2 separate regions of the Mus musculus genome follow, and region 2 is linked to region 1. A link is a loop called in an ENCODE intact Hi-C map of the cell type or tissue named here. Cell type or tissue: heart. All regions are shown on one strand. Each heading gives the region's core, and the rest is flanking DNA. Links, peaks and the distances in the headings are about the cores only. Region 1 has its middle 43 kb from the start of Spcs3. Region 2 has its middle 140 kb from the start of Spcs3.

What was found. A loop is a pair of places that touch in the nucleus more often than their neighbours do. Peaks named below come from ENCODE experiments on the same cell type or tissue, not always from the same donor. Only the 100,000 strongest peaks of a DNase experiment are listed, where the experiment ranks them.
Region 2: a loop joins it to region 1, with 7 times the contacts of the local background. A loop is called at or near these places in 5 of 42 quality-filtered maps.

What each region holds. Positions count from the first base shown.
Region 1 is chr8:54,484,113-54,489,499 of GRCm38, forward strand. No RefSeq gene overlaps it. Among named protein-coding and RNA genes, the nearest start is that of Spcs3, 43 kb to the right of the region's middle. In heart, for the core only: a CTCF peak has its summit at 2,648; a DNase peak (open chromatin) is centred at 2,579; H3K4me3 peaks cover 460 bases; H3K27ac peaks cover 508 bases.
Region 2 is chr8:54,391,399-54,396,785 of GRCm38, forward strand. No RefSeq gene overlaps it. Among named protein-coding and RNA genes, the nearest start is that of Spcs3, 140 kb to the right of the region's middle. In heart, for the core only: no CTCF peak of the experiment used is centred there; a DNase peak (open chromatin) is centred at 2,313.

The DNA of each region.
Region 1 (5,387 bases), core at 240-5,239:
CCTGAATAGCCAAGTTATTGTACTCATGAATAACCAAGCAAATTTTAGCAGTATCCAGACATTCTAGATTTTGCTTTGTTTAGAATTAGATATTCTTACCTTTTGCAAATACATAATTTTATGAAATGTATGCAACTACAGATTATAGGTTACTGCCATGGGTAATGAGCATCCTATTTTGTGCCCTGTGTTTCTCTAGCTACATATTCACAAGAGTTAAGAGGATGCTCTTTCCTTTCCACTGCCCCAGTGCTAACACATTATGATTGTTCTCTGGATATACGAGACTTCTACTCCTGCTTTAAAGTCCAAAGTCTCCTTTTCTAGATGTGCCTAGACCTTTCCCCCATGATGACTAAAGTGCTACTAGCATCTACACTCAGAGTCCTAGTGGGTAGTGAAGAAGCCATTATTTCTCAGGTAAAGCAGGTATAGGTGGATGAGTTCAGAATGAATCTACTCAGGAGTGCCCACACTTGTCCTGGTAAGGTTTTTTTGGTGAGAAGATACCTGAAAGTAAAACAATAGAGCTAGAATCCAGGCTGTATTTTCAGCCCCACCACTCCAACCCCTCCCAACCTCTTTTCGTTTTCTGTTTATAATCTTTCAAGTCCAATTCAAGCTGCCTGTACTCACAGGTGTATTGCCATCCAAAGAAACACTGTCAATCTACTAGGGGGTGACACATTTATACTGACTGTTCCTCCCCGATATGCCATCGACTGCCAGTTGCTCCCTAGCCAGGGCTGAAGGCTTGTGAAATACCCTCAACTCCATGCCAGGATGCTGATTGGCTTGAACTTGTTTAGCTATGCAGGCTTCCATAGCTGTCTTCACTTCATGAATGTAGCAGCCCTATCACGCCCAGAAGACGTTGTTTCACGTTGACCCTCCCTGAACAGTGGCTCTTAAAATCTTTCTACCTCTGTTCTGCGATGACTTTTGAATCTTGGGGAAGAGGTGTGTTACAGCAGTCTCATTTGTGAGCCCTGCACTGACATTTAATCTCTACACTTTGACAGGAAGGTAAATTCTGCATCGACTGCATTAATCATCCACAATTTTCCTGATGAGGCCTGAGGGCTGCACGAAGGTATGGACCTGGGTATCTGGGTAGCAGATAGTTTGATAATATATCGGTTTAGAAAAAGAACTGTGGTAGGTTCGCTCTTGGGACCTAGGATTGCCCTAACCACGGGTCCTTTGCCAGATTTACAGTATCTAGCATGCATTTTCTTCTACACAATTGGCCTTAAATCATTGGAGCAGAGATTGGTTGTCACCCATAATATCTATGCCCCTATTGTACCCATGAACATACTTTGCCACTTGGTCTTTGTTGTAATTTATAGGGTTAACGATAGGGTAAGACTGTTGATGATATACTCTGCCCCGACAACTGCGCATCCATTTCAGTATATGAAGGCTCAGCAACAAAGAGGAAGGTTCCTAGTCAGTAACATCTAGATTTCTTCATTTCCTGTGATCAAAGTGTGTGCTGTCTTCAGGAACGGGGTCTTAACCAAGTGACCAATGATCCGATGATTTTTAAACTCAAATCTCCAGTTCTAAGTTGTCATAATGACCATAATTTGTGGAGATGAAAAATGGAGTACTTCACCTGATTTGCTATTAGTTTGAGTTGTCATTAAGTATTTGGGTATTTAGCCAAACACTTCTGGATCCTCCATGTAGAATTTTGTCTGAGTCTGCTTGTATCAAAAGTAAGCTTGCAAGACAAACTTTGCTCAGAGCTAAAACAATGTTGTTGTCCCTTCGTCCTAAAAAGCATTGAGAAACTTGATTAGAAAGCGGTGATTTTAGATAGAATATGGTTGGGTATTTGTCTCCCTTCTTTATATTAAATTTGACCAGTATGGCTACGTGATTTTGCTTTCGATTTTTGTAATCACAGAAATGACGAGATTGCTTCCAACGCTGCTGCAACATCACATTTCACAGTTTGAAAGGTTACTTTTAATTTTTATTTACTTTTATTTAATTAGTTTGTGCGTGTTACACAAGCACTATAGTGTGCCACAGTGTGGCTGTGAAGGACACAGGACAGTTTTTGAGAGTTAGTTCTCTTCTTAGATCATGTGGGTCCAGGGGAATTGAACTCAGGTTGTCAGGCTTGCCAGCCAAATACCTTTACCTACCAAGCTATCTCTCTCGCCAGCATAGTTTTCATGCTGATTGAAAAAGAAAGCTCTTCAGTGCTGTGCCTTGTGCTAACAAGATCCACATGCAGAAACGAGAGAAGGTTAGCAACAGAAAGAAAAAAAAAAAGAAAGAAAAAACCAGAAAATGTTTGTGAAGGTCCAGGTTCCCAAGAAGAAAGGCTGTTTTGATTTTATAATACAGGGGAACTTTTCATTTTCTAATCAGTAGAAATGCCTGTTTTCCAGATCACAATTTCAGAAATTTGATGGCAAACCCAGTAAACAGAGGTCCCCAGGCTACGTTTCCACACCAATAAGGAAAAGCCACTTGCCAGTGTAAACTTGGGCAGCATTGTTTTAAGGCAGCGGCTGCCTTTCTTATCAGAAGCATGCAGGTCAGAGAAGAACGTGGGAGGTCCCCGTAGCCCACCTCTCTGTTCAGCAAGCAAACCTTCTATTCAGATCGGTCCCCCTGGCGAGGATGGACGTTACGCTGCTAATAAATCTGAAGGGCTACTCCTGCTCTTTAATGGGAGGAAAAGGAACTCGGTGGCTTTGTAAGAAAGGAAACTGCCCGTGAATCCAATCTACAGAGAAATCAATTTCACACGGCCATAATTCAAGGAAATGAGGTGGCATGTAATGACGTGGAAATGCATTTTGGTCCTTAAAATTTCGACTTTCTTCTTGGCTACTATTATTTTTGAAAACAGCTCGGATTTTTTTTTCCTCATGGCCCTCTGCAGCATTCTTGCTAACCATGGGAATCTGAAGAACTCAGGCTTAAGTGTGACTCCTTAGTATTGTTTCCTTTTAACCTTTCTCCCGCCTCATCCTGCAGCGCTTCCCTTTTCTCAAGAACTAAAAGGAGCGATGGAAAAAAAAAAATCAGTGTTTTGAAACACATTAAACATGCAGCAAGGAATAGTCTAAGTTCGCTAAATTTGTTTTCACTTTCCCTGAGAGTATATTTGAGAGTTTTCACGGAAATCATGTTCAAATGCGAATTTCTCCTGTAGCAGCATAATTGGTATGTCCCCACTCTCCTCATTTAGGACTAGGGGAAGAGGACAAGTTTGTTCTCGTTTCTACGTCTGCTGAAGATTGTGACTAAACACGTTTTTAATAGCAGAGAAAATGATCTTTTTTTTTTAAGTCCCAGAACCCGAGGAAACTGAAATCTCTATATAACTTGACTCCAGAAATTATGACCTCTGTGGCATTAAGAACAATTTTAAAATGAACAAGTATGCTTAAAGTTTTGAGTAGAGAGACAAACATTTTCGTAGGGCCTTTTTCAAACTTCAGGAGTGAAATTCGGCACTTGGCATAGTGGGACAGAAAATAGAACAGAGGTGCCACGTTCCAGTTTGAAAGCCAAAATCTTCCACAGGAGGATCACTCCTAGGATGGAGAGACATATGGGCGGTATTGTGGAAGGAAGATTGAAGACTCTTTTAAAATACAAAACTCAATGAGTACGATAAAAACTAGTGGAAAACTCTAGCACTTGGAAAGAAACCAGTAACGTACTCTAATCTGTCAAGAGAGAAAGCCAAGGCCAATGGCTAAGGCAGTACTTTTAGTGTCATTCCAAAATGACAGTCTAACGAACTGTCAAATTTTCCAATTCCAAACCTGTAATTGGTGACACTGCCTCTATTGTTACTAGCACCTCTGTTAAGTATAATTTATTGCATAACAGAACCTGTAAAAGATTAATAAATGCACTTTTTCTTAAGATAGTGAATATACAAATGTAATTGTCTTGTTTTTTTTTTTGTTTGTTTGGTTGGTTGGTTGGTTTTTGCTACAGGGTTTCTTGTGTAACAGCCCTTGTTATATTGGAATTCTTTTTGTAGACCATGCTGGCCTTAAACTCACCGAGACCCGCCTGACTCTGCCTTGCAAGTGCCATAATTAAAGGCATGCACTACTATGCCCTGCTATAAATGTAAATTTGCATTACAACTCTAGTACTCTGTCACTGTTGTGGGTCTAGTACAATGGCTGTGTCTTGGCAAAGGCCCTGGAATAAGAGGAACTCACAATGATCAATTCATTCTAACAAGGTTCTAAGGTCGAACAAATTTAGATGAAAAGCAGCTAAATTGTTGCCAAACAAGCTCTTGTGCTGAGTGATGCAGCGGACAGGGTGTGAAGACTTCATAAAGCAGCAATGATGAGACTGGGCAATGAACCCCTAGGCAGTGAATTCATAGGAAAAAAAAAATAGGGGCTGTGCTTTAAAAGAAGTAGAGTTGGTTAGGTGGTGGGTGGAGTTTGCAGGCAAAGAGGGTCTACGTGTGATTAACAGACAAAGGCTAAGGAGGAAGCCATTAATTAAACATCTCAGACCTAAGGAGACTCCCTTAAACTAATAAACCATGAAACTGGAACAGTGAGTGCCAGCTAGAGAGAGTCCAGCTTGTCGTAGTAAGACACACTAGATTTCAAAGTAAGGAAATGGGGTAAAAGTAGGGATTTATAAGGAAATAACCAAGCAGTACAAGATACATTAGGTCATATTAGCGAAGAGAATATCCAAGGAGGTAGAGCGTCTAAGGCAATTCCGATAACCCCAAACCAAGGCAACACAAGCCTGGAATGGGATTCTAAGGCTTGTGTTTATTTGCAGGCTGTCCCTGACTGGCCTCCGAGGCCAAAGCAGGTCTCCTCATACTCAGGCCAAGTGCCAAGCCAGGTACTACCCTTTCTGAGTTATAGCCAAGGACCCAGGTACCTCACTCAACCCCAGTAGCCATGTTCTTTGCACATCTCTGTGTCTAGCCTGGGCATCTCCCTTCACACAATGGTTCATCCGTTTCTTCTTCCCGACTCCTTCCTGCTTGAGAGAGGGGACTTGAACACCTGCTTTTCCCACTCACGAAGAATGTAAACTTTTCTGCTCCTAGATCCCTCTCTCACTGATCGTAACCTCGAGCCCTGGTTCTGTAAACTGGCAGAGACTTGTCTTCGGATTTTTTGGTAACAGTGACAGAGCCGCTGCTGTGTGCTAATACATCTGACCCTCTCTCGGTGCCCTTTGGCAAGGAAATGAAGGACTAGGGAGCTGGAGACTCTACTGTGTGTGTACTAGCTTAGAAGGCTGTTAAAAGCCTGACCCCCATGTCCAGTTGATGTGCTATCCAAACTGACTGCTCTGACAACTTGCCCCTCAGCTTGGCTCCAAACAAGAAGCAGAAGGGGTTTTTCCATTAGTTT
Region 2 (5,387 bases), core at 53-5,052, 93 kb before region 1:
AATAAAGAAGCACGAATGATAATAAATAATTAGGAAGCAAACTGACCTAGTCATATTTCTTGCTTCCTACATACTGGTTTTATGATATATACTTTCTATATCTATTACTGGTTATGAAATAATGGTACACAGCAAATAACCATATGTCTTCACTGAGGTATAAGCTTTTATTGTTCACATTTGCTAGAGTTTCTTCCTTGCCCACTGAAGTACTCACAATGACTTGGCCCTGCTTTGCCTTCAAGTAGGCTCTCCTAGCCACATTCTCACAGCAGAAGCAAAGACCTGAAAAATGAGAACCCTAGATATTTGAGGACTATAGTTTCCATGTTCTGGTAGCATGTCTACACAGAGCCCACTAATCAAACAAATCACATGACTAAATCGGGGTTAGAAGGACTTTGCATTCCAATTGGAAATACAATGTAAAGTCATATGGGGACCTGAAAGCAGAGAAGACCGAGAACGACAACAATTATTCCTGTCATTATACAATAGTCCCACTAATCAAGCTCCAAGAAAGAGAGGTGAGAAAAATTTGAAACTGGCTTTTTAAAAACTTGTCTAAAGTTCTATAAGCAAAAGGAAGCACATGAAATTTAATTTTATAATGGGAAAAAAGATAATTACTTGAATATATTGCCATAAATATTGAGATATTTTTACCCCTTGTCAATGGAGTACGTAAACTAAGGATCCAGTGCAAGATCACTTAGTTTATTGTCTTTATTGACACTGCCAATTTTATTTAACTCTTTTAAGTTGTGTTGGTTTATTTACAAACTTTGAATAATACACAGCTGCTTCTGTAGACCTCAATGTGTATACAAATTACTTACTTCTGTGTATGTGACATCATTGCAAGCTGGGGTTTGGTGAGCTTTTAAGTAAAAGAACAAATTGTAAATACTTTAGGCACTGCCAGCCAACAAACATTGCAATAATATTTAATCCCTCTGTGGTAATGCAGAAACAGTCACAGACACTAAGGAAATAAATTGCTATGGGCCAGATTTAGTTCATAGGCCATAATTTACCAATGTTCATTATAGTTTTAGTTATAGTTAACCAATGTTTACTACAGCTTTTGTATTTAACATCTCTAATTCCCTTTAAAATTTGCAGGGAGTAGACACCATATTCTTATTTTCTTTAGATTTATTTTCTGTCTTACATAAACGTGGCAGAAATTGGGTGCTTGATAATTGATATTGCAAAATAACTACGTTTCAAACACAGATATCAGAGTGTTAGTAGAATGACTGCTGGCGTTTTGAGGTCATGTTTGCATATCCTTTCTTTCTACCCAAGGAGTCAGAAGAAAATGCTAACTACAAGTTAGAAAGAAACCAACAACCTTTAGCATAGACCAGTCCAATAAACCATCATATGTTTTCTCCCAGCATAGACCTCACTATGCTTCTTTTTCACCTTGTAGAAGTTCTTTGCCTTAATGTAAGCATCAACCCACCTTTTTTTTTTTTTTTAAGAAAATCTTCATTATCTCTCCACACTCTCTAGACAGGACATTACAAGTTTCCTTGTCTGATAATTTTACTTTGAACCTAATGGAAGGGTGTGTTCAGTTTATGATCCCCTAAGTGTTTGAGCTTGGACAATTTATGTGACTCACTGAGCTACTGATGAGGAAAGCCATGTATAATGTTTGATGAAGAGGATATCCTGCCCTACCCTATCCTCATCCCTGCCTTCACACACCCATCATGCAAGTCAGCTGCTTCAAGAAACACACCCTGATGGAGTTTATCTTCCCAGGTTCATCCTCTGCCACAGAGCTCTGATCACTTCTACACTTGCAAGTTTCAGAGGGCCTGGGAGAAAGCCCTCACCCTCTCAACTTTCATTCTCTTTATTGACTGAATAAAATAATGAAAATGTCATAAAATATTCACTTTTATCCAAGCTGAGAGAAAATGGGAATCAATAAAAAAAGTACCAAATTAATTTTATCATTCTTCAGACCAATAAGACAATGAGTTTTAATTACGTTAATTATTTTGTACATGTTTCTTTTGAAAAAAAAAAGAGGTAAATTATGAGCAAACAGTCCTAGTCTAACAGTGATCCTGTGCATGTTCGTGTGTGTGTGTGTGTGTGTGTGTGTGTGTGTGTGTGTCTGGGTGCGCGTGCGTGCGTGTGTGTCTGTCTATTGTTCATGGTGCATTAGGGAGTGGGGAGGATCTAATATAAACACATTTAAAAAGCACTGTATCTTAATTGAGGTCAGGTTAGCACCACTTAACTGATATGAGCCATGTGGTAAAAATAACTGCTCGACTTGTTTAAAAGCAGAGCTTCCGATGTTGGCTGCCAACGCAGATTCCAACTCTTGAAGCAATAACAGGGATCCAATAGCTGGGACATTAGGAATGGGTGTTGATGAAAAGATTTCCTTGTATTATTTTCATTAGGCTTCCTGTTTGCCTCATCAATGCTTGATGAGCTTAGGTGCCAGAAGGCTAGAGATTGCTTTGATGGAGCATCTTGTAGATTTATTTCCTCTCCAATCTGATGATGTTTCACCTCAGTGATATAACAGACTGCAATTAGGAACAAAGAGGTTGGGATGTGCGTAATCACAAATGCCCCAAGAGACATGGCCCAGAGGCAAGCTGAGATAAGCTCCGGTCCATCTGTGGTCATTGTCTTCCAAGTTCATGCACTATGCCACCCACCTCTGTAATGATATTCTATTATCAGTGTTCCTTAGATAGTTATCTTTGTTCCAATACGCGAACAGGACATTCCTTTTCTGTTCTACATGGGCAGCTTCTGTCTTCACTTGTTTTTGGTTCAAGGTATACTATCCTGATTTGTCTTATCCTAAAATCTGAGCAGTGCCATTTGTTATATATACCTTGGCTTCTGAATTGTAGTATTTTTGACACTTTGGGTTGGATACGTCTGTCCTGGACGAGGCTTGCACTGTTAATGTCCTGCAGCATCCTTGACCTCTGCCAACAAGAGGTTAGCAAAACACACCCACCTCAGAGTTACAACAATTCTAGACATTTCACAGAAGCTCTCAGACTAGACTGGGAGCAGTACATCATCCTTGCTTGAGAACTTTTTGCCATATACCAGTTTGAATTTTCCTACCAGTTGTGTGCACAATCTTACCAATTCTTCAAATTCTACATTTATTGTGCCCATAAAGAAGCCTTTCATTCAATACATAATTTTATAGGAAATAAAATGGAGACTGAGAGTGGAAAATTTAGCATTTTTTTGAGACACCATTTCATATAGTACAGGCTGACTTCAAACTCACTCTGTAGATGAGAAGAATGGTATAGATTTACGATGCTTCTTCTGCCTCCCTGTCTGGAATGTTAGGATTGCCATTCCAGCAGCACACCTGGTTTGTGCTAATGACCAACCCTAGTGTCTCACAAATGCTAGGCAAGAACTCTTTCAATTTAGTTATGTTGTCAGCTCTCCAGAGTTAAACATTTAATTAGACAAAATGACACAGCACAGCACACTTATGACAAAATTAGGGTCTTCCAAACCTTCTAGATGCTCTTCTCATCTGTACCTGCTCCCATTGCTACAATACAGATTGTAGGGGGGGTATTTCTGTTCAGTGAAACATAGGAAAAAACACTCCCTCCCCTGCAAAAAAAAAAAATAAATTATTGAGTAATTGAGCTGCTCTTACATTCACATGCACAACAATACCTTTTTTATTTTTTATTATACATGCATTGGTGTTTTGCTTGCATATTTATCTGTAGAAGGGTGTTGAATCTCCTGGAACTAGAGTTACAGACAGTTGTGAGCTGCCATCTGAATGCTGGACCCTGGTCCTCTGGAAGAACAGTCAATGAATATTCTTAACCACTAAGCTATCTCTTCAGTCCCACTCAGAAATATTTTATAAGTTACTCCCTAGCAAAAGGTGTTGTAGATTCACAAGATAAAAAAAATGAACAGTCAGATGGTAATCAGTCCTGGAGAGAACTGTAGTCTGAAAAAAAATTAAATCATGAAGGGGCTATGGTATTGTGACAAGTTGTGAGTTAGTCAGTTATTTTTGAGTGGCGAAATCAAAAGAAAATTCAGCTGAATAGTAGGAAGAAAATGTCTAAATTATGGCAAGAACAAATGCTAAGACCTTGAAGTGAGGCTGCTCAGCAAATTTGAGAACTATCAAGAAAATTCATAGAGTTGAGGAGAAAAATTGTCCAGACAGGCAAGGATGAAAAAACAAATGTTGTTTTCACTTCTAGAACAAGCTAGACGTGGTCATATGGGTGTATGGTAATGTTGGTTTATTCTAAGACAAAAAGATACCAAGCATTGGAAATATGGAAAATAGCAGAAACCTAGAGGACAAGGTAGAGAGTGCAGTGAGTTAGTCTAACAACTAGATACATTATTTCTAATAAAGAGAAAAATCAAGTCAGAAGAAAACTTGAAATTTAAAGGGCTACCAATTTAAACTCTACTGAAATATATTCTTAAAAGATTTAAGCAAGATAATCTACCTGTATCCATAAAAGCACATACAGATTATAAGTAGGAGTATTGCACTAACATATGTGGTGGAAAAATATAAAATATTCAGGGCAATAAGAGAAATAAAAGCATTTACCTTTAGAGAGGTAAGAGTTGAGAGCTGACTGCACAAGCTGAAATAAATGCTAGAGGAGGCAAAGCTGAATTAAATGACAGTATCAAGTTTTATCAATGACTAGAACTTTCCAGAATAAGAACAAAATGTGTATATACTTTCAAACAAATTTTTAAAACAACTTGTCACCAGTAGAAATAAATTAAAGAATTATTGAATGAAGACTGCCAATATGGCTCGGCAAGCAAAGATATTGACTACTACCTATGACTATATGCTTTCAAACCATAGCTAGGGCTCTCATGGTCTATGGAGAGAATCACTTCAAGCTAGATGTCCCCTGACCTCCACACAAGTGCACTGGTATGCATGTGACCCACACTGTACCCCCCCTCATAAACACAATTAAATATATTAATTGAATTTTAAAATATTAAAGTGAATTCATCAAAAAATGTTAACATAAGCTAAAGGAGAATTTAAGAAGGAATACATACCAACACAAATATTAATTCCATGTTAGATAACTGATACTGGTTTACAAAGCAATAATTACATAGACTTTTGAATATAGAGATATGTTTAAATATATACACACATATATTTAAACATATTTCTCTATCATTGGATAGATAGATAGATAGATAGATAGATAGATAGATAGATAGATAGATAGATAGATAGACAGACAGTTTTAAATATATACCATGGAATTACTTTTTTAGAAAGTAAAAAGTATAATACTGAGAAAAGCTAAGCAAAATCAAAGATATCGGATGTCTTTGCTTTC